Regions from separate parts of the Homo sapiens genome. Here region 2 is linked to region 1. A link is an interaction called in ENCODE POLR2A ChIA-PET data of the cell type or tissue named here. Cell type or tissue: IMR-90. All regions are shown on one strand. Each heading gives the region's core, and the rest is flanking DNA. Links, peaks and the distances in the headings are about the cores only. Region 1 overlaps DNAAF9 (dynein axonemal assembly factor 9). Region 2 overlaps DNAAF9 (dynein axonemal assembly factor 9).

The links. ChIA-PET counts read pairs that join two places held together with the same protein. Peaks named below come from ENCODE experiments on the same cell type or tissue, not always from the same donor. Only the 100,000 strongest peaks of a DNase experiment are listed, where the experiment ranks them.
Region 2: POLR2A ChIA-PET joins it to region 1 with 15 read pairs; 7 of 35 experiments call an interaction of 5 or more read pairs at or near these places.

What each region holds. Positions count from the first base shown.
Region 1 is chr20:3,263,198-3,272,821 of GRCh38, reverse strand. It overlaps DNAAF9 (dynein axonemal assembly factor 9), which reads left to right. Exons shown (of 37, transcript NM_001009984.3): 30 at 2,260-2,395; 31 at 8,298-8,384. Among named protein-coding and RNA genes, the nearest start is that of SLC4A11, 29 kb to the right of the region's middle. In IMR-90, for the core only: no CTCF peak of the experiment used is centred there; no DNase peak of the experiment used is centred there.
Region 2 is chr20:3,314,390-3,324,013 of GRCh38, reverse strand. DNAAF9 (dynein axonemal assembly factor 9) reads left to right here. Exons shown (of 37, transcript NM_001009984.3): 15 at 1,318-1,362; 16 at 1,752-1,797; 17 at 5,614-5,725; 18 at 7,221-7,291; 19 at 8,229-8,279; 20 at 8,894-8,981. Among named protein-coding and RNA genes, the nearest start is that of SLC4A11, 80 kb to the right of the region's middle. In IMR-90, for the core only: a CTCF peak has its summit at 7,222 (motif pointing right); a DNase peak (open chromatin) is centred at 5,653.

The sequences.
Region 1 (9,624 bases), core at 1,030-9,029:
AAAAATAATTAAACTACTCTCTATTAGTAAATGGGTTGATGATGAGCATTGAATCTTTTTTAAGTATAGAATTATAACACCTGTGAGAATTCTATTACAAAATAGAATATAAATGTTGAAAGCCTATCTATGAAATTATATTTTACAAAAAATTGGCAGAGGAGAGATACTCTTTACATCTTTCAGAATGGGAGATTGATAAAGTTTAAAGCTATTAAATCAAGTTATAAAGGGTTAAGTATACTCTTTAAAGATATAAAAGTGACCACTAGAGGAACTGAAAATCCTAATGAAGCTGGGTGCCGTGGCTCACGCCCGTAATCCCAGCACTTTAGAGGAGGCCAAGGCATGAGGATCACTTGAGCCCAGGAGTTTGAGACCAGTCTGGGCAACAAAATGAGACCCAGTGTCTAAAAAAAATAAAAAAATTAGCCAAGCATGGTGGCACGCACACCTGTGGTCCCAGCTACACAGGAGGCTGAGGCAGGAGGATTGCTTGAGCCCAGGAGGTCAATGCTTCAGTGAGCCACTGAATATATAAATATATATAATATGTAGACTTCCTTTGGTTCCTGATTCAAAAATTATTAACTGAGAAAACATTTATAAGACAGAGAAATTTGAACACAGACTGGATTTTTTTATATTAAGGAGTTCATTGTTAATATGTTTAGAGTCCTTATATTATGGAAATTCACGTTGAAGTATTTTTGTTTGAAATAATTGGGTATCTGGGATTGACTTCAAAATCATACAGTAGGGGAGCCGGGGATGAGCTGGGTGGAGTGTAGATGAAATACGATTAGCTGAGTGTTGGTAGTTCCTGAAACCAGGTGATGGGAGTTCATTCTACTATTTTTCTAGTTGTGTATGTTTGAAATTTTCTACGATATTAAGAAGTACAGCTGGGTGCGGTGGCTCACACCTGTAATCCCAGCACTTTGGGAGGCCGAGGCAGGCAGATCACGAGGTCGGGAGTTCGAGACCAGCCTGACCAACATGGAGAAACCCCATCTCTACTAAAAATACAAAATAAGCTGGGCATGGTGGCGCGCACCAGTAATCCCAGCTACTTAGGAGGCTGAGGCAGGAGAATTACTTGAACATGGGAGGTGGAGACTGTAGTGAGCTGAGATTGCAACATTGCACTCCAACCTGGACAACAAGAGTGAAACTCCGTCTCAAAAAAAAAAAAAGAAGAAGTAAATAAAAATTATTGAATAACAAAAATGCAAAATGAATAATCTTATATATGCGCTATGATTATAACTGTTAAAATAGGAATGAATATGGAAGGGGTATTATAATTATCTTGGGGTGGTGAAGTGTGGTAAGTTTCCTGATCTCCAAATTCTCTGTGGTCCTGTGAATTTTACTTCTGTATTTTCACCAAAAGGTTGGGAGTGATCATGGCCCACCCTGCAACCTCTTCTTACATGGGCCACCCTTTCTTACCACGTGACTAAAATCTGTTAGCATTTATCTTGGAATCATGTGGCTCCCTGTGCACAGTATCTTGGCAGTGCACTCTTTGAGGATATAATGAATAACCCCTGTTATATGGTGAGTTTTTGATAATTGTGTTGTTCTGAACTGGTGAAGGTAAATGGCACCAGTTCCTGATGATGCTAAATACAGGATGTGTGAAAAGGCCCTTTGACTAAGAATTCCAAGTATCAGCTAGATACCAGAATTAAAATAATAGAGGAGGCCGGGTGCAATGGCTCATGTCTGTAATCCCAGCACTTTGGGAGGCTGAGGTGGGCTGATCACCTGAGGTCAGGAGTTCAAGACCAGCCTAGCCAACATGGTGAAACCCCGTCTCTACTAAAAATACAAAAATTAGCCAGGCATGGTTGCGGGTTCCTGTAATTCCTGCTACTCAAGAGGCTGAGGCAGGAGAATTGCTTGAACCCTGGAGGCTGAGGTTGCAGTAAGCTGAGATCGCACCACTGCACTCCAGCCTGGGCAACAGAGTGAGACACCGTCTTAAAAAAAAAAAAAAAAAAGATAGAGGAAGTTAGGGGTTAGGTAGTAAGGCAGCTACAGACTTGAAGCTATTCATTCCAAGAGGTGGCAGTGCCGGGAAGTGGGAAGAGAATGATAGCTGTTTATGTTGGTATTGGGGTGTAAGGGTTGTCTCCATCAGGAGACTACTGGAAGGCATGATTAGGGGATGGAGCAAGGGCTCACGTTTGTGTGAGCCTTCACCCCTAACCAGGACTGTGAAGGCTAAACTGTCCTTGGTTTTATTCCCAGGCCTGGTGAGTAACGTGGTATTCACCAGTCACACCACGGAGCAGCGGCACCCTCTCCTTGTTCAGCTGCAGAGCCTCATCAGGGCTGCCAATCCTGCTGCAGCCTTCATTCTTGCAGAAAATGGGATTGTCACCAGGTAATCTATAGATTCACTCTGCAAGACCAGTTGCTTTCTCAGATACAGCACTCTGTCTGTGGCCCACAGAGTCTTTCTACTGTATCTAAGACCTAAACATTTGGAGAAGTCAGTTTTTGAGCCAGGTGCGGTGGCACGCACCTATAGTCCCAGCTACTCGGGAGGCTGAGAAGGGAGGATCACTTGAATCCAGGAATTGGAGGCTGCAGTGAGCAATGATTGTGTCAGTGCATTCCACAGCCTGAGAGACAGAGCAAGACCCCATCTCTTTAAAAAAAAAAAAAAAAAAAGCAGGCTGGGCACAATGGCTCGTGCCTGTAATCTCAGCATTTTGGGTGGCTGAGGTGGGAGGATCTTGAGTCAGGAGTTTGAGACCAGCCTGGACAATATAGTGATACTCCATCTCGAAAAAGAAAAAATATATTGGAAAAAGAAAAAAAACAGTTTTTGAAGTGTTTTTTTTTTTTTTGAGACGGAGTCTCCCTCTGTCGTCCAGGCTGGAGTGCAGTGGCGCGATCTCGGCTCACTGCAAGCTCCGCCTCCCAGGTTCACGCCATTCTCCTGCCTCAGCCTCCTGAGTAGCTGGGACTACAGGCGCCCGCCACCACGCCCGGCTAATTTTGTTTTTGTATTTTTAGTAGAGACGGGGTTTCACCATGTTAGCCAGGATGGTCTCAATCTCCTGACCTTGTGTTCCGCCTGCCTCGGCCTCCCAAAGTGCTGGGATTACAGGCGTGAGGCACCACGCCTGGCCGAAGTGCTTTAGATGCTCTGTAAAAATCACCAAGAAGACCCCATCGTGTACCATTTTGAGGCATTTTGTTTTGATCCATTCACATTCTCATCCATTGAAGGATGGTAGCCAAGATTCTCTTAACATCCTTGTATTAAAGTGTGAAAGAAATGGCATAGAGAACGTAGAGAAGGGTCGGATGTGATGGCTCAACCTGTAATCCCAGCACTTAGGGAGCCCAAAACTCCTTGCAGGAGTTCAAGACCAGCCTGGGTAAAATAGTGACACTCTGTCTCTACCAAAACAGTTTTTTAAAAAAACAGCCAGCATGGTTGTGCATGTCTGTAGTCTCAGCTACTCAGGAGGCTGGGCAGGAGGATTGCCTGAGCCCAGGAGTTTAGGGTTATACTGAGCCATGATCACACCATTGCACTCCAGCCTGAGCGAAGTAGTGAGACTTTGTCTATTAAAAAAAAAAAAAAAAAGTGGCCGGGTGCAGTGGCTCACGCCTGTAATCCCAACACTTTGGGAGGCCAAGGCAGGCGGATCACAAGGTCAGGAGATTGAGACCATCCTTGTTAACACGGTGGAACCCCGCCTCTATATTTAAAAAAATACAGAAATTAGCCAGGTGTGGTGGCAGGCACCTGTAGCCCCAGCTACTTGGGAGGCTGAGGGAGGAGAACGGCGTGAACCTGGGAGGCAGAGCTTGCAGTGAGCCAAGACCGCACCACTGCACTCCAGCCAGCCTGGGCAACAGAGCCTCTGTCTCAAAAAAAAAAAAAAAAAAAAAAAAGTAACATAGAGATATTATCTCTTTACTTCATGGACTTGGGTTCAAATTACAAACTAAAAATAGAGAATTAGTGATTTTGTTTGTGTACACACATATACGAGGAGAAAACACCTGGTTATATAGCTGTTTTGTTTGCTCAATTCAGATAAAAGGTTATATACCTTTTTAATGTAGTTTTGACTTTTGAACTATGTAGATATTTTATGTATTCAAAAATTAAATAAAGGAGGGAAAAAACTAAATTAAATACAAACCAAAAAAAGCGAATCTAGGCTGGGTGCAGTGGCTCACGCCTGTAATCCCAGCACTTTGGGAGGCCAAGGCAGGCAGATCACGAAGTCAGGAGTTCGAGACCAGCCCTACCAACATGGTGAAACCCTGTCTCTACTAAAAATACAAAACTTAGCTGGGCATGGTGGCGCATGCCTATAATCCCAGCTACTCAGGAGACTGAGGCAAGAGAATCGCTTAAACCCAGGAGGCAGAGGTTGCAGTGAGCCAAGATCGTACCATTGCACTCCAGGTGGGCGACAAAGAGAAACTCCATCTCAAAAAAAAAAAGGGGCCGGGCACAGTGATTCATGCCTGTAATCCCAACACTTTGGGAGGGCGAGGCGGGCGTATCACCTGAGGTCAGGAGTTCAAGACCAGCCCAGCCTGGCCAACATGGCGAAACCCCGCCTCTACTAAAAATACAAAAAATTGGCCAGGCGTGGTGCCAGGCACCTGTAATCCCAGCTACTCAGGAGGCTGAGGCAGGAGAATTGATTGAACCTGGGAGGCGGAGGTTGCAGTGAGCCAAGATCATGCCATTGCACTCCAGCCTGGGCAACAAGAATGAAACTCCATCTCAAAATTAAAAAAAAAAAAAAAAAGTAAACCTATCTGTATATCAAAGTAATAACAGCCACACCAAGAAAAGTATTTAATTCAAGTAACTTTTGAACATAATCCTCTGCTGGAACCCTGGTTCTAAACAACATCACTGATTGAAGAGAGGAGATTATGAATATGAAATGGGGAAGATGAAGAAAAACCCTTCAAATATTTATTTTATTTTATTTAGACAGAGTCTTGCTCTGTCACCCAGGCTGGAGTGCCGTGACACGATCTCAGCTCACTGCAACCTCCACCTCCTGGATTCAAGTGATTCTCTTGCCCCAGCCTCCCTAGTAGCTGGGATTACAAGTGCATACCACCATACCAGACTAATTTTTCTATTTTTAGTAGTGGCAGGGTTTCACCATGTTGGCCAGGCTGGTGTTGAACTCCTGGCCTCAAGTGATCCACCCACCTCGGCCTCCCAAAGATCAAATGTTGATTTGAATTGGAGATTCAATATAAATTCATTATTTTTAAAAATGTATATTTCCTACCATTTTCCTTTGAAAGGGACCAGAATAGTAATACCACAGTTGCAGCAAATACCCTTACCTCTGTATCTTGGTTTCTAAGTACCAGTCCCCACTACAAGGTACCAGGACTCCTTGGAGAATTAGCTGACTGCATGCCTAGGTCAAGGAAAGTACAAGGTGAGCCTGGTCCATTTTATGCCAATAAAGCAAGGAAGTACTCAAAGATTAGTGGAGATGTGTCAAAAGGATATGGGAAGTAGCTTAAGAAGTTCCTGCTAGTCTAATTTGGGACAATTTGGGGATAAGAAAGAACCATGATAATACTGGAACTATGAATTATAACACATGGAATAAAATGTGTGTCCACAGTGATCCTCAAAAACAAAGGTGGGGCCAGGCACGGTGGCTCACACCTGTAATCCCAGCACTTTGGGAGGCCGAGGCAGGCAGATCACCTGAGGTCGGGAGTTCGAAATCAGCCTGACCAATATGGCAAAACCCCATCTCTATTAAAAATATAAAATTAGCCGGGCATGGTAGTGCATGCCTGTGATTCCAGTTACTCAGGAGGCTGAGGCAGGAGAATGGCTTGAACCCAGGAGGCGGAGCTTGCAGTGAGCCGAGATTGCGCCATTGCACTCTAGCCTAGGCAACAAGAGCGAAACTCCATCTCAAAAAAAAAAAAAAGGTGGAAGGGGGCAGGATAGCAAAGCCCTTTATAGAAGAATACCAAGTAAATAAGGTTTGATAGAACTAGAAAATAATCAGCCGAGCATGGTGGCTCAGGCCAGTAATCCCAGCACTTTGGGAGGCTGAGGCGGGCAGATCACAAGGTCAGGAGATCGAGACCATCCTGGCCAACACGGTGAAACCCCATCTCTACTAAAAATACAAAAAATAAGCCGGGCATGGTGGCGGGCACCTGTAGTCCCAGCTACTCAGGAGGCTGAGGCAGGAGAATGGCGTAAACCTGGGAGGCGGAGCTTGCAGTGGGCCGAGACCGCGCCACTGCACTCCAGCCTGGGCAACAGAGCAAGACTCCATCTCAACCATCTCAAAAAAACAAAAACAAAAGAACTAGAAAATAATCATTTTGTAACCTTCAGTCTAATACAGTATTTGATTTAGGGAACGATCAATGAATGCTAAAAGCACTAGGTGAAAGACTGTTGAAGAAAAAAAATATTACTAGTCCTGTACTGTGTAAAGTACCACTCCATAGACTACTGACTCCTTACAAAGAGGGAAAAATACCTTACAATGGAAAGGTCTGGTATACCTATGTTGAACAAACGATTAAACTCAGTGAGACCAGTAATGGGACAAACTGATACCCTGTACCTCCTTGATGTGATGCAGTGGGAAGGATGCAACACCACCTGGGTATTAATCTCAAAATATGCATAACCTGAATCTAATTATGAGAATTAGAAACAGACAAATCCAAGTGTGGGACACAAAAGCTCTGACATGTACTCTCAAATATCAACACCATGAGAATCAAACCAACCAAAAGATAGAGGAACTGTTCCAGGTTAAAGGAGAATAAAGATGATAAATTTAGGCCGGGTGCAGTGACTCACGCCTGTAATCCCAACGCTTTAGGAGGCTGAGGCAGGCGGATCACCTGGGGTCAGGAGTTCAAGATCAGCCTGGCCAACATGGCGAAACCCTGTCTCTATTTAAAAAATACAAAAATTAGCAGGGCGTGGTGGTGGGTGCCTGTAGTCCCAGCTACTTGGGAGGCTGAGGCAGGAGAATCGCTTGAACTCAGGAGGCGGAGGTTGCAGTGAGACGAGATCACGCCATTTCACTCCAGCCTGGGCAACAAGAGCGAAACTCTGTCTCAAAATTAAAAAAAAAAAAAAGGAATGTATCTGTATATCAAAGTAATAACAACCACACCAAAAAAAGTATTTAATTCAAGTAACTTTTGAACATAGTCTTTTTTTTTTTTTTTTTTTTTCTGAGACAGAGTCTCACTCTGTCACCCAGGCTGGAGTGCAGTGGCGTGATCTCGTCTCACTGCAACCTCCACCTCTCCACCTCCTGGGTTCAAGTGATTCTCCTGCCTCGGCCTCCTAAGTAGCTGGGACTACAGGCGCGTGCCACCACGCCCAGCTAATTTTTGTATTTTTTTAGTAGAGATGGGGTTTCGCCATGTTGGCCAGGCTGGTCTTGAACTCCTGACCCCAGGTGATCCGCCTGCCTCGGCCTCCCAAAGTGCTGGGATTACAGACATGAGCCATCGCGCCCGGCCTAATGAATGATTCTTGATTGGATCGTGGACCCTCCCCCACCAAAAAGGGGAAATTTGAAAGTGGATGTATGTTCATGCTTCTCCAGCTTTGTGGTGCATATGCATCTCTAGTGGAGATCTTGTTGAAAATTAGTTTCTGGTTCAGTACATCTGGGCTGGGGGCTGAGGTTCTGCATTTCTAACAAGCTCCCAGGTGATTGCTGGGAGCCAGTAAATTCCTTGGATGTGATCATGATATCGTAGTTCTGTAAGAGAATGTCCTTGTTCTTGGGAGATGCATACTGAAGTATTTAGGGGTAAAATATCATGATGAGTACAGCTAATTTTCATTTGGTTTGGCAGAAAAAAACAAAAATGCTTGTATGTATTTAGGGGACATGAAGAATAAACAAAACGTGCAGGTAAAGTCAGTCCTGGCCGGGCTCGGTGGCTCATGCCTGTAATCCCAACACTTTGGGAGGCCGAGGCAGGCGGATCATGAGGTCAGGAGATTGAGACGATCCTGGCCAACATGGTGAAACCCCGTCCCTACTGAAAGTACAAAAATTACCTGGGTATGATGGCACATGCCTGTAGTCCCCGCTACTCAGGAGGCTGAGGCAGGAGAATCACTTGAACCCGGGAAGCGGAGGTTGCAATGAGCCAAGATTGCACCACTGCACTCCAGCCTGGCGACAGAGCGAGACTCCGTCTCAAGAAAAAAAAAAAAGAGATTGACAGTCCTAATTAATCTAGGTCTTTTCTGTGTGTTTTCAAAGGAATGAAGACATTGAGCTGATTCTCTCAGAAAACAGTTTTTCAAGTCCTGAGATGCTACGATCTCGATATTTAATGTATCCTGGCTGGCAAGTATCATCATTGAAAAATAACTAAGATTTTTTTGTAAACCCAATGATTTATTTATTTACAGAAAAAAAAAAAGAGAGAAGGTGAAAATACCAGATGTGCTTTGCAAGGGTGACACATGGCAGCTGGCACGGCCTGCCTGTCCGGCAGCTGCTGGCCTTGCCAGGAGCCCAGTGCTCCACCTCTTGGGCTCCAAACTGCGAGCCTTCTTAGATGTTTCAATTTAGGGAATCATCCTGTAGGCAGCAAGCACCGCTGTGCCCTGTGTTCCTCCAGCCCCTACTGAGGGCAAAGTGCCTGGCACAGAACCAAGGAGCTATAACTTTCCCAGGTGAGACTCGCTTCTGACAATACCGTCAGTCAGTCCTCTAGGGTTCCCATCTGCTGGGTTCCCTGCTCATATGGCCCAGGGAATGTTCTCTGTAGGATGCTGCACAGCCTGTGGACCTCTCCAGAGGAGAAGAGGACAAAGGAGAGAGTGTGCTGCAAAGTTACTGTAATCATACTAATACCAACACGCTGGAACATTTACTGTGTGTGCTAGCTATTGTTCAAAGACTCCACTCTCTATATGGCAGCTCCTAGCCACATGGCTATTTAATGAAATGTAAATTAATAAAAATCAAAATTTATAATTCAGTCTTTCAGCCACACAGCCACATTTCAAGTGCTTCATAGCTTCCTGTGGCTGGCAGCTACCGTGTCCAACAGTGCAGATCTAGAACATTTCCATTGCCCCAGAAGGCTCTGTTGAACAGTGCTGTTGTGAGAGCTTTGTTTGTGTTGTCTCATTTACACCAATCCTGTGAAGTGGATTCCGTTATTTTATCATTTTACAGATAAGGTACCAGGGGCAGCAAAGAGTTAATGACTTGACAATTTATAGCTTAGTAGATGAAAGAACTGGATTTCAAACCCAGGTTGAATGGCTCAGAGCTTTTTCTCTTAGGCATCGTGCTACACTTATTCCTGTATAGCATGGACAATTTGTTTCTGCTCTGTTGAAGGTTTAGGGGAAGACATTGTTAAAGCTTGGCCAGAATTAATCTCTCATGTTTATTTGGATTATCTTTGTTATTCTTACTCACTTTTCCCAAGCACCTCTCTACATCCTCCATACCACCCCTTACACCACCAACTTTTTTCGTAACAAAAAATGATCTGGCCAGGCTTGGTGGCTCACGCCTGTAATCCCAGCACTTTGGGATGCCGAGGCGGGCAGATCACAAGGTCAGAAGA
Region 2 (9,624 bases), core at 824-8,823, 51 kb before region 1:
TTTGTTCCCTTAAGACCTTGTGCTGCCCTGTGCTATCTGTTTCTGGCCAACCTGAATTTGAGAACGCTTCTTCAGTTTGCATCTGTGTGACCTTGGGCAAGATAGGAACTGTCTGTATCTGCTCCTTCAGCTACCCACCTTGTAAAGCAGTTGGGCACATAGATGTTAGCTGCTGTCACAGTGGGGTATTCTCTTACCATCAATATGGCTGGCATAGTCATTCTACTTCTCCTTTACTTGGGCCCTTGCCTAGGCCACTCAGCCTCCCCAGAGCAGGCCCCCTCTCAGTCCCAAGGCCTCCTAGGCCTAGGTGTCTGCCCTAGCTGGAGAAAGGCACAAGAAGAAAACACCAGTCAATGGGAGAAAAGTCCCCCAGGCCAGTCTTCCACCTAGAGCCCCTCCCCTTTCTCACCACAAAGATTGCTTCACTGAGGGCGGGGCGCAGTGGCTCACGCCTGTAATCTTAACACTTTGGGAGGCCAAGACAGGCGATCACTTGAGGTCAGGAGTTCAAGACCATCCTGACCAACATGGCAAAACCCCGCCTTCATTAAAAATGCAAAAATTAGCCAGGCATGATGGTACACACCTGTAGTCCCAGCTATTGGGGAGGCTGAAGCAGGAGAATCGCTTGAACCCAGGAGGTGGAGGTTGCAGTGAGTCGAGATTGCGCCACTGCACTCCAGCCTGGGTGACAGAATGAGACTCTGTCTCAAAAAAAAAAAAAAAAAAAAAAAAAGATTACTTCACTGAGGACCCTCAAACTGCTTCAGGTTAGCAGATCTCTTTCTCCCAAGAGGGGAAGGAGTGGGAGCCATGAATGCAGACAGTAATTAGTGTGTAGCTATCTAGTATGTGTTAATGCAAGAGATTACACTTACACAAGTTAGAGTAAGCTGAAAGGGTTTTCTAGTTATTTCTCAACTCTGAAGGCCTCACCCATGGCTCCACAGCATTTGACTGTGAGTTGCAGAGACGTGGCCTCTGCTTGCGCTCAGAGCAGGGATGGAGGGTCATTCTCAGTCTGCAGTGAGCAGCAGTCCTCTCATGTCATTTTCTCCTGTTGTGGTCCAAGAGTCAAGACCGTCCTTAGGACTTGCACAGAGGCAGGGCTGTGATTAGAGTCAGATTCTGGCCTCATACCTGCTGGTGGTGTGGGACCCTGGGGAAAGTATCCAAAATAGGGTAAATCTGTGTAAAGCAAGGATGACACACACCTCACTGTGTGGCCTTGAGAATCCCAAGCAGGTACCCTGCACAGGTATCTGAGGAGCAGGAGCAGACTGATTTTTCTTTTGTTTTGTTTCTGGTCTACAGCTCCAAGATGACTTTTCATATACATGCTGTGAATAATCAGGGAAGGTGCGTATATGATTGTGGTGCATCCTTACATGGAGCAAGTTTTAGGAAGATAAAGAGAGGGGAGGCTGCTGACATGAGTGGTTTTCTCATGCTTCCACACCTAGCAGTGACATCACTCCAGGGTTGGGCTTGGGCTGGCTGTGCTCAGCTGAGCCCCTGTACCCTGAGTGCTTCCCACTGCAGAGCTGAGGGGCAGAGGTGGGGATGGACATACTCACCTTAGTGGCCCACATACCAATTCTACAGACATGCAACCCAGTGTTTTGAAAGGCCCTAAGAGCAATCCGAATCTATGACTTGTCATTGCCAAGTTGAAAAAAGCAAACACTGTAAATTTAAGTACACTTAAAAACTCTTTAACATAGTCTTCCATCTCTTTCCCCTCCTAGAATTGTACCGCTGGACAGTGAAGATAGCTTATCCTTTGTGAAGACGGTAAGCAGAGCTATCATGGGTCAGCTGGCTGGGAATGGCCTGTAGAGGGACATCTGTAAGTTGGGAGGTGGGAGTGGGTGGGGGTCTTGGGCAGCCCACCCCACCTGAAGAAGCTGATCTTCTCTCAGTCCTATCCCAGCCATAGCAGGGGTGAGCCTGTGTTTACTGAAGGTACCCAGGTAGCTGTGCTAGGCCCACCCACATCTATTCTCCCTTGCCTAGGCTTCCCCAGTGTCCAGAGTCTTAACTGAGGTGTTGGGAGGCACCTCTTTCTGGGTTATGAAGCCTTCCTACAGGTAGCTGAGATTGCTCTTGTCGAAATGTGAATCCAGGACAAGCTTGCCTTGACTAACAGACTAAGTTTTTCAGTGGCATCTTTGAGTTCCAAGACTTGCATTGATGTCCTTAACAGGAACCTAGAGTTGAGACCAGTCTTGACAGCGTAGTGAGACCCCGTGTCTAAAAAAAAAAATTTTTTTAATTAGGCAGGTGTGGTGGCATGCACCTGTAGCCCGACCTCCTCAGGAGGCTGAGGCAGGAGGATCACTTGAGTCCAGGAGTTTGAGACTGCAGTGAACTGTGATTGCACCACTGCACTCCAGCCTGGATGACAGAGTGAGATTTAGTCTCAGAAAACAAACAAACAAAAACAGGGAACCTGAGAAAATTAACTACAGTCCTGTACCACAAAAGGACATCTTGGTCAACAGTGGACTGCAGATACAACAGTGGTCCCATAATATCATAATACTGTATTTTTACCCACCATTTCTATGTGTAGATATGCCTAAATTCACAAATATTACCATCATGTTATAATTGCCTACAGTATTCAGTATAGTAACATGCTGTACGGGTTTGTAGCCTAGGAGCAATAGACTATACCAGCTAGCCTAGGTGTATAGTAGGCTACACCATCTAGGTTTAAGTACACTCTACAATGTTCACACAGTGATGAAATCAGCTAATGATGCATTTCTCAGAATGTATCCCTGTCATTAAGTGATACATGACTATAATTATTTAAATGGCCAATAATCAACAGGGACCTGGGTCTGCCATGAAGTAGAGTAGTCAGAGCAACGTTTTCCAACCTGTGTGCTGGGGGCATGGTTTGGAGATGCACTGAGATAATGGTCCCTGGGGTGGGATGGCATGGCGAAGGGGAGCCAGAGTTTCTAGGCCAGTTGTTCTCAGCCACAAGCTGAGTCCTCCCTTTACCCCAGAACATCCTGATGTGAAGAAGATTGGCAAATGGTACATGAGAGGGTAGTACATATCTAGCCAAGATTCTGTTTGTGGTGTGTGTTATATCTTGAGTCTGTTCTGTGACCACTGCCTGAGCCTTAGTTTGAAAAAGCTTTGGTCCCAGGGAACTGGGTGAGCAGCACCCAGTGGATAATTTGGTACAAGCGCATCCCCATCACCATCACCTGTGGAAAAGTAACTCAAAAGTTCCTGTCAGTAGTGTTAACCTATCTACAGAGAATAGCACAACAAGGGTAATTTTTTTAAGGTTGTAATTTATGTTTTTATAATGTTCCTGGTCCCCATCTGTCAACATTTTGTGTGGATGTTCTTTTAGAACTAGTTTAGACTTTTTTGTGATATCATTAAAACATTGGGAAATACTTTCTGATATTTAGGTGATAATACTTTATCTCCTTGTTAGACTTTAAATCCCTGACTTCTCTCCTTAGACTCTTGAGCAGTGCTTTGGAAGATGCTTTGCATAGTAGCAGGTGATTAGGAATCCAGTAAAATCATAGTCTTGCGTCAAGTATGCACAGCTAATGAGATAGGAAATAAGAGGCAGGAAGTTGATGCTTTTTGTCTACATTCTGTCCTCTTATCCAGAGATGAAGTTCTATATCCTCCCCAAAGCCTTCCCTGTTGATTTCTCCCTACAAGTATTCCTATAGTCCTTGCAGTTGCAGTTTGTACTACACAAATTAAGAAATAATTATATCCTAATGTGTCATATGATATCATAATGTGTCATATGATGACCTTCATATAAGAATGCCCTTGTTTCTCCAGCTATACATTATAGATTTCCTGAAGACAGGCACCATGCTGTATTTTTTCTTTCCCCGTGCCACATGGTGGGAAGTACATAACAAGTGTCCAACAAATGCTACATGTTATCTTTTTAATATCCTCTCTTCCCTTCCTCAATACCAGTGGCCAAATATGAACATGAAGGATCAGGAACCCCCAGGATCTGTCCACCTGATTGGTCTGGGAACCAAAGACATAGGATTGCCATTGTCACTTAAGAGGGACCATGTAGCTCAGGAGGGTTCTGTGTCTTCAGATGCTCGAAATCCTTTGAGACAGCTTTAGATAAACCTTCCAGTTGTCAAACCTGAAAGGAAAGTTAATTCAAATATAGACGCCTACTTGTCTCTTTTGTATATCCTATTATCATAATAATATGGAAAATTAAGGGCTTTGGCCTTAACTGTGGTTTTTTTCCTTTCAACCTTGTGGCCTCTTTAAGTTTTTATTTGAAAATTCAGCAATCCGTTCAAGAGCCTCAGATCTTTTGTCTCTGTCCTAAGGGGTGGGACAGGCGTCCCAGGCTAGGACGACAATATGTGAAAGTGGACTTAGGAGATCTGCACCAGCACCCACCGCTCACTACTATTCAGGGTAGGAGGGGACAGGTCCTTGTGCTACTTATCCCATGTCCCTCATCAGATCTTCCTGGTCATCACAGACTCTAGCTCTAGCTAACATCATTTTCTCTTTCTTCTGCTGGCTTCTTCCCGGAATTGTTTCATTTTCACTAGTTTTTACCTAATAAATTAGGGCTTTCTTACCAGACATTTGGGAGCTCTCTGAGTTGTTCTAATTTTGTTTCCAGGCTACTGAAGCCTCAGCTTTTATTTGTCTTGGCCATAAAAGCTTGATAGCTTTCTTGCTTTTTTTTTTTTTTTTTTTTTTTTTTTGAGACGGGGTCTCGGTCCGTTGCCCAGGCTGGAGTGCAGTGGCATGATCATAGATCACTGCAGCCTCAACCTCCTGGGCTCAAACAATCCTCCTGCCTTAGCCTCCTGAATAACAGAGACCACAGGCAGACGCCACCATGCCTGGCTATTTTTTTTTCTTTTTTTTTTTTTTTTTTTTTTGAGACAGAGTCTTGCTCTGTTGCCCAGGCTGGAGTTCAGTGGCGCGATCTCAGCTCACTGCAGCCTCCACCTCCCAGGTTCAAGCAATTCTCCTGCCTCAGCCTCCCAAGTAGCTGGGATTACAGGCACACGCCACCATGCCTGGCTAATTTTTTTTTGTATTTTTAGTAGAGATGGGGTTTCACCATGTTGCCCAGGCTAGTCTCAAACTCCTGGGCTCAAGTGATCCACCCGCCTCAACCTCCCAAAGTGTTGGGATTATGGGCATGAGTCATTATGCCTAGCCTAATTTTTTCTTTAGTAGAGTGGGGATCTCACTGTGTTGTTCAGGGTGGTCTCAAACTCCTGGGTTCCTTGACCTCCCAAATTACTGGGATTACAGGCATGAGCCACTGTGCCTAGTCAGCATAAAGCAATTTGAGGGAATATACGGAAACATAAGGATACTTTCCTTATAGCCCAAGGGTGTCTCTGATCAGGGAGCAATTTCAGGGAAGCCTGGGTGATCCTAAAGTCACCTCCCAGTTCAAAGATGTATTTAGGATAACTCCAGTTTTCCCTAGAAACTCTTCAGTACTCTTTTGCCATGTTCCTTTAGGCAGTATTTGTGGTCTCATTCTTATGGACTTCTCTGAAAGTTTTGGGCTGGTAACTGATCTAACTGGTTTCTCATTCAATGCAGGCTTGTATGGCCGTCTATGACATTCCTGACTTACTGGGAGGCAATGGTTGTTTAGGATCTGTGGTTTTCTCTGAATCATTTTTGACTTCTCAGATCTTAGTTAAAGAAAAGGGTAAGTATATGTGATCTTTAGAAAGCAAACCTTAAGCCTTTTTTTTTTTTTTTTGGCAAAATAAACTATAAACTAAGGCAAAAGGCCAACAATAAACTGGTAAAAATATTAGAACTGATGATCACAGCACTGCACTCCAGCCTCAGTGACACAGTGAGACCCCGTATCAAAAAAAAAAAAAAAAGAGAAACATTAAAGATGAACAAAGGGTGTATAACCTAATTTATGAAGAACTCTTCCAAAATTAATAAGAAAAGATAAGCTACCCAATAGTAAAATGAGCAAAAAAAATGAACAGGCACTTCACAGACGTGGAAAACAAAAAAGAGAGGAGGACTATTTATAAATGAAGATATGTAATCTCACTAGTAGTCAAGAAGAAGCAACTTGAAGGCTGGGCGTGGTGGTTCATGCCTGTAATCCCAGCACTTTGGGAGCCCAAGGTGGGCGAATCACTTGAGGTCAGGAGTTTGAGACCAGCCTGGCCAACATGGTGAAACCCCATCTCTACTAAAAATACAAAAATTAGCCGGGCATGGTGGTGGGTGCCTGTAATCCCAATTACTCGGGAAGCTGAGGCAGGAGAATCACTTGAACCTAGGAGGCGGAGGTTGCATTGAGCTGAGGTCGCACCACTGCACTCCAGCCTGGGTGACAGAGTGAGACTCTGTCTCAAAAAAAAGCAATTTGAAACAGTAATTAGATATTATTTTTTTACCTGTTAGGTTGGCAAAATATTCTAAAGATTTATTATATTCTAAGGAATGAAAATATTCTAAAGAATGGTAGAATGAGCCTGATAATTCTCTTTGATCTTTAATATGTATACCTATACTACCTTGATAAAAATTAAAAAGTAGTGGTAAAATGGACTAATTCCCAAAAGTTTTGTTTCTTGGTTTTGGGGTTTTTTTTTTTTTTTTTTTTTGAGACAAGGTCTTGCTCTGTCACCCAGGCTGGAGTGTGGTGGCATAATCTCGGTTCACTGCAACCTCCACCTCCTGGGCTCAAGCGATTTTCCCACCTCAGCCTCCCAAGTAGCAGGGACCACAGATGCGCCACCACACCTGGCTAATTTTTCATATTTTTTGTAGAGACGGGGTTTTGCCATGTTGCCTGCAATCCCAACACTTTGGGAGGCTGGGGCTGGCAGATCACCTGAGGTCAGGAATTTGAGACCAGCCTAGCTAGCATGACAAAATTCCATCTCTACTAAAAATACAAAAATTAGCCCGGCATGGTGGCACGCATCTGTAATCCCAGCTATTCGGGAGGATGAGTCAAGAGAGTTGCTTGAACTTGCTAGGCAGAGGTTGCAGTGAGCCGAGATGGCGCCACTGCACTCCAGCCTGGGTGACAGAACAAGATTCTGTCTCAAAAAAAAAAAAAAAAAAAAAAGAACCCTAGCTCCTGAGAAGGGCATTTAGGGTCTGGGGCCTGCAAGGCAGGCTGAGCTGGTAGGGAATTAACTGGCATGTGTGTGGTGTTCCTGCAGATGGCACTGTTACCACAGAAACCAGCTCCGTAGTCCTGACTGCTGCTGTACCCAGATTCTGCTCCTGGCTGGTTAGTGTCATTCATCAGGTGGAAGTGGACCTACGTGTGGAGAAATCAGGGTGAACACTTGAGGAAGAGCCTCTTTGTTGGGCCCCTGGTGGGATGTCAGGTCCTGAACTAGCTGTTGTTCAGGAATGGAATTTTTGATCCCAGCCCTTTCTCTTTATACAAATGAACATAGTTCCGTTAACTCTCATAATCTTAGAAAAGTTTCAAAAGAAAGGAACAAAGTTACGTGGGTCACTGTTAAATTAGGAAAGGAAGAAATTAAGAGCCTCATTTTACAAATGAGGAAACTGAGCTTAGGAGTTGAACGGCCCGGCCAAGGTCACACAAATCATGAGAAGTGGATCCCGTGACTTGCTTCCCTGGTAGAGTGGTTGCTACGGAGTTTTTACTGCAACATCTCTCTGCTAGTAGAAAAGTCCCATCTTCCGCAGTGGGAGGGACTTGGTCTGAAACTGGGGCCTTGGAATGTAAAAGGTGTGACAGCAGTTAGTCTGCTAATGGGCTGAGTCCCTTCTTGAGAGTGCTCACATTCTGCTTCTACAGTTCCCACACAGACAGGGAAGACCGAGAGTTATCCTCTAACCTAAACGTGTTTAAATCTGAAAATATTTTAATACATTATCTTTGCTTCATCCCTAAAAACAGTTGTTTTTTTCTGAAGTGAAATACAGGTGGAGACTAACACATCCCCTCTGCTTGTCATAAGCTCATTAGCTGGACCTCAGGTCCTAGTGAGAGAGCCCACCAAGGCCTTGGGCTCTGAGCCCAGGTGACCAGCAGACATCTCAGGTGTGTCAGGGCCTGAGAGCACTGGACATGGACATGGTGGAAGGACTGTCCAGCCAGTGTCCTGGAAATATTTGAACACAGTGGGGAGACCTAGCAGGGTTTTCCCTTGAAGTAGTTGACTGAAAATCTGCATTCCTTTTGGACACAGGTGGAAGATAATGAAGTAAAATTGTCTGAGAAAACCCAGCAAGCAGTGAGGGTAAGCAGCCTTCTTATTCTCAGTGTGAACATTATATCAAAAAATAATGTAAGCAATTCATAAAGGTATTAAAATGCTTCATCTCACTACTAATCTAAAAGACTTGCACTATGTTGTCTTCACTTCCTATTTGCATTCCTCCCCTTCCCAGCAGAGCTTTAGAAATAACCATTTATGGGGGATACAATTAGAGGGATTCTTTATTCCATCAGGGCCTTCTGGTGTTCTTTTAAAAATCTCCCCATAATATTAAAAGCAGATCCCAGATTGGCCTAGACATGTAGAGCTGAGACATCAAGGCTTTAGGCCAAGGAGAAGCTGCCTCTGTTTTCACAAAGGAAATAAATCCACTGGAACATGAACAAGCATTGCGGGCTTTGATGCCTGGACTCAGAGAGAATCTTAATGTTCTTTTTCTCAGCACAAATCAAGGATGCCAGTAACTGCCAAAGAGCCAGACAATGCCAAAGGCCATGGAATACATTGGGCATATCTGAGCCTGACTCAGCTTTTGTAGACGGACATAATTGGGCAGGACTTTTGATTCTGTGAATATTTATGCTATAAATCACCTATTCTTTTTTGGATTTTTGTTTTTGTTGTTGTTTTTAAAGGGGGATGAGTCTTTCCTGGGCACTTATCTAACAGGAGGAGAAGGAGCATATCTTTATTCCAGCAATCTACAGTCCTGGCCTGAGGAAGGTAAGGAGCTATGACTTTAATGTTTTTGGCCATGTCTGGGTCCCTCATTTGCAGATGTCAGCATGGGTGTTGTAATTAATAATACATCTTCTATTTGAACACAATTGTGGTACAGAAATGTTTTCCTACAGCTTTTCTCTCGACCCACCCACTTTGTAGATGAGGAAATTTATGCTAGGAAGGGCTGATCACAGAACTGTACCTGGTCCTTTTGTTGCTGCCTGAGGTTAGTTAGCTCTCTCAATGGGCTAGGGCAGCAGCATTTCCAGAAATAGAATTTGTGGACCTAAACAGAAGCTGGATTCATTTCTCTTGCTGTGTAACAAATGACCACAAATTTAGTAGCTTAAAACAACACCCTCTTATTATCTCACAGTTCTCCAGGTCAGAAGTTCAGGCAGGCTTGGCTGGACCCAGATCTCTTGAGGTCAAAATCAAGGCATCAGCCAGGCTAGGCTCTTATCTAGAGCCTCTGGGGAAGAATCTTCTCCCAATCTCAGCAAGGATGTTGTTTCCTTTCGCTTGTAGGAATGAGGTCCCCATTTTGTTGGTGGCTGTCAGACAGGGATCCTCTCAGCTCCTCCTCCCAGAAGTCCTTGCTCTTGTGACCCCCTCCATCTCAGCTATAAAGAACCTTCTTGTA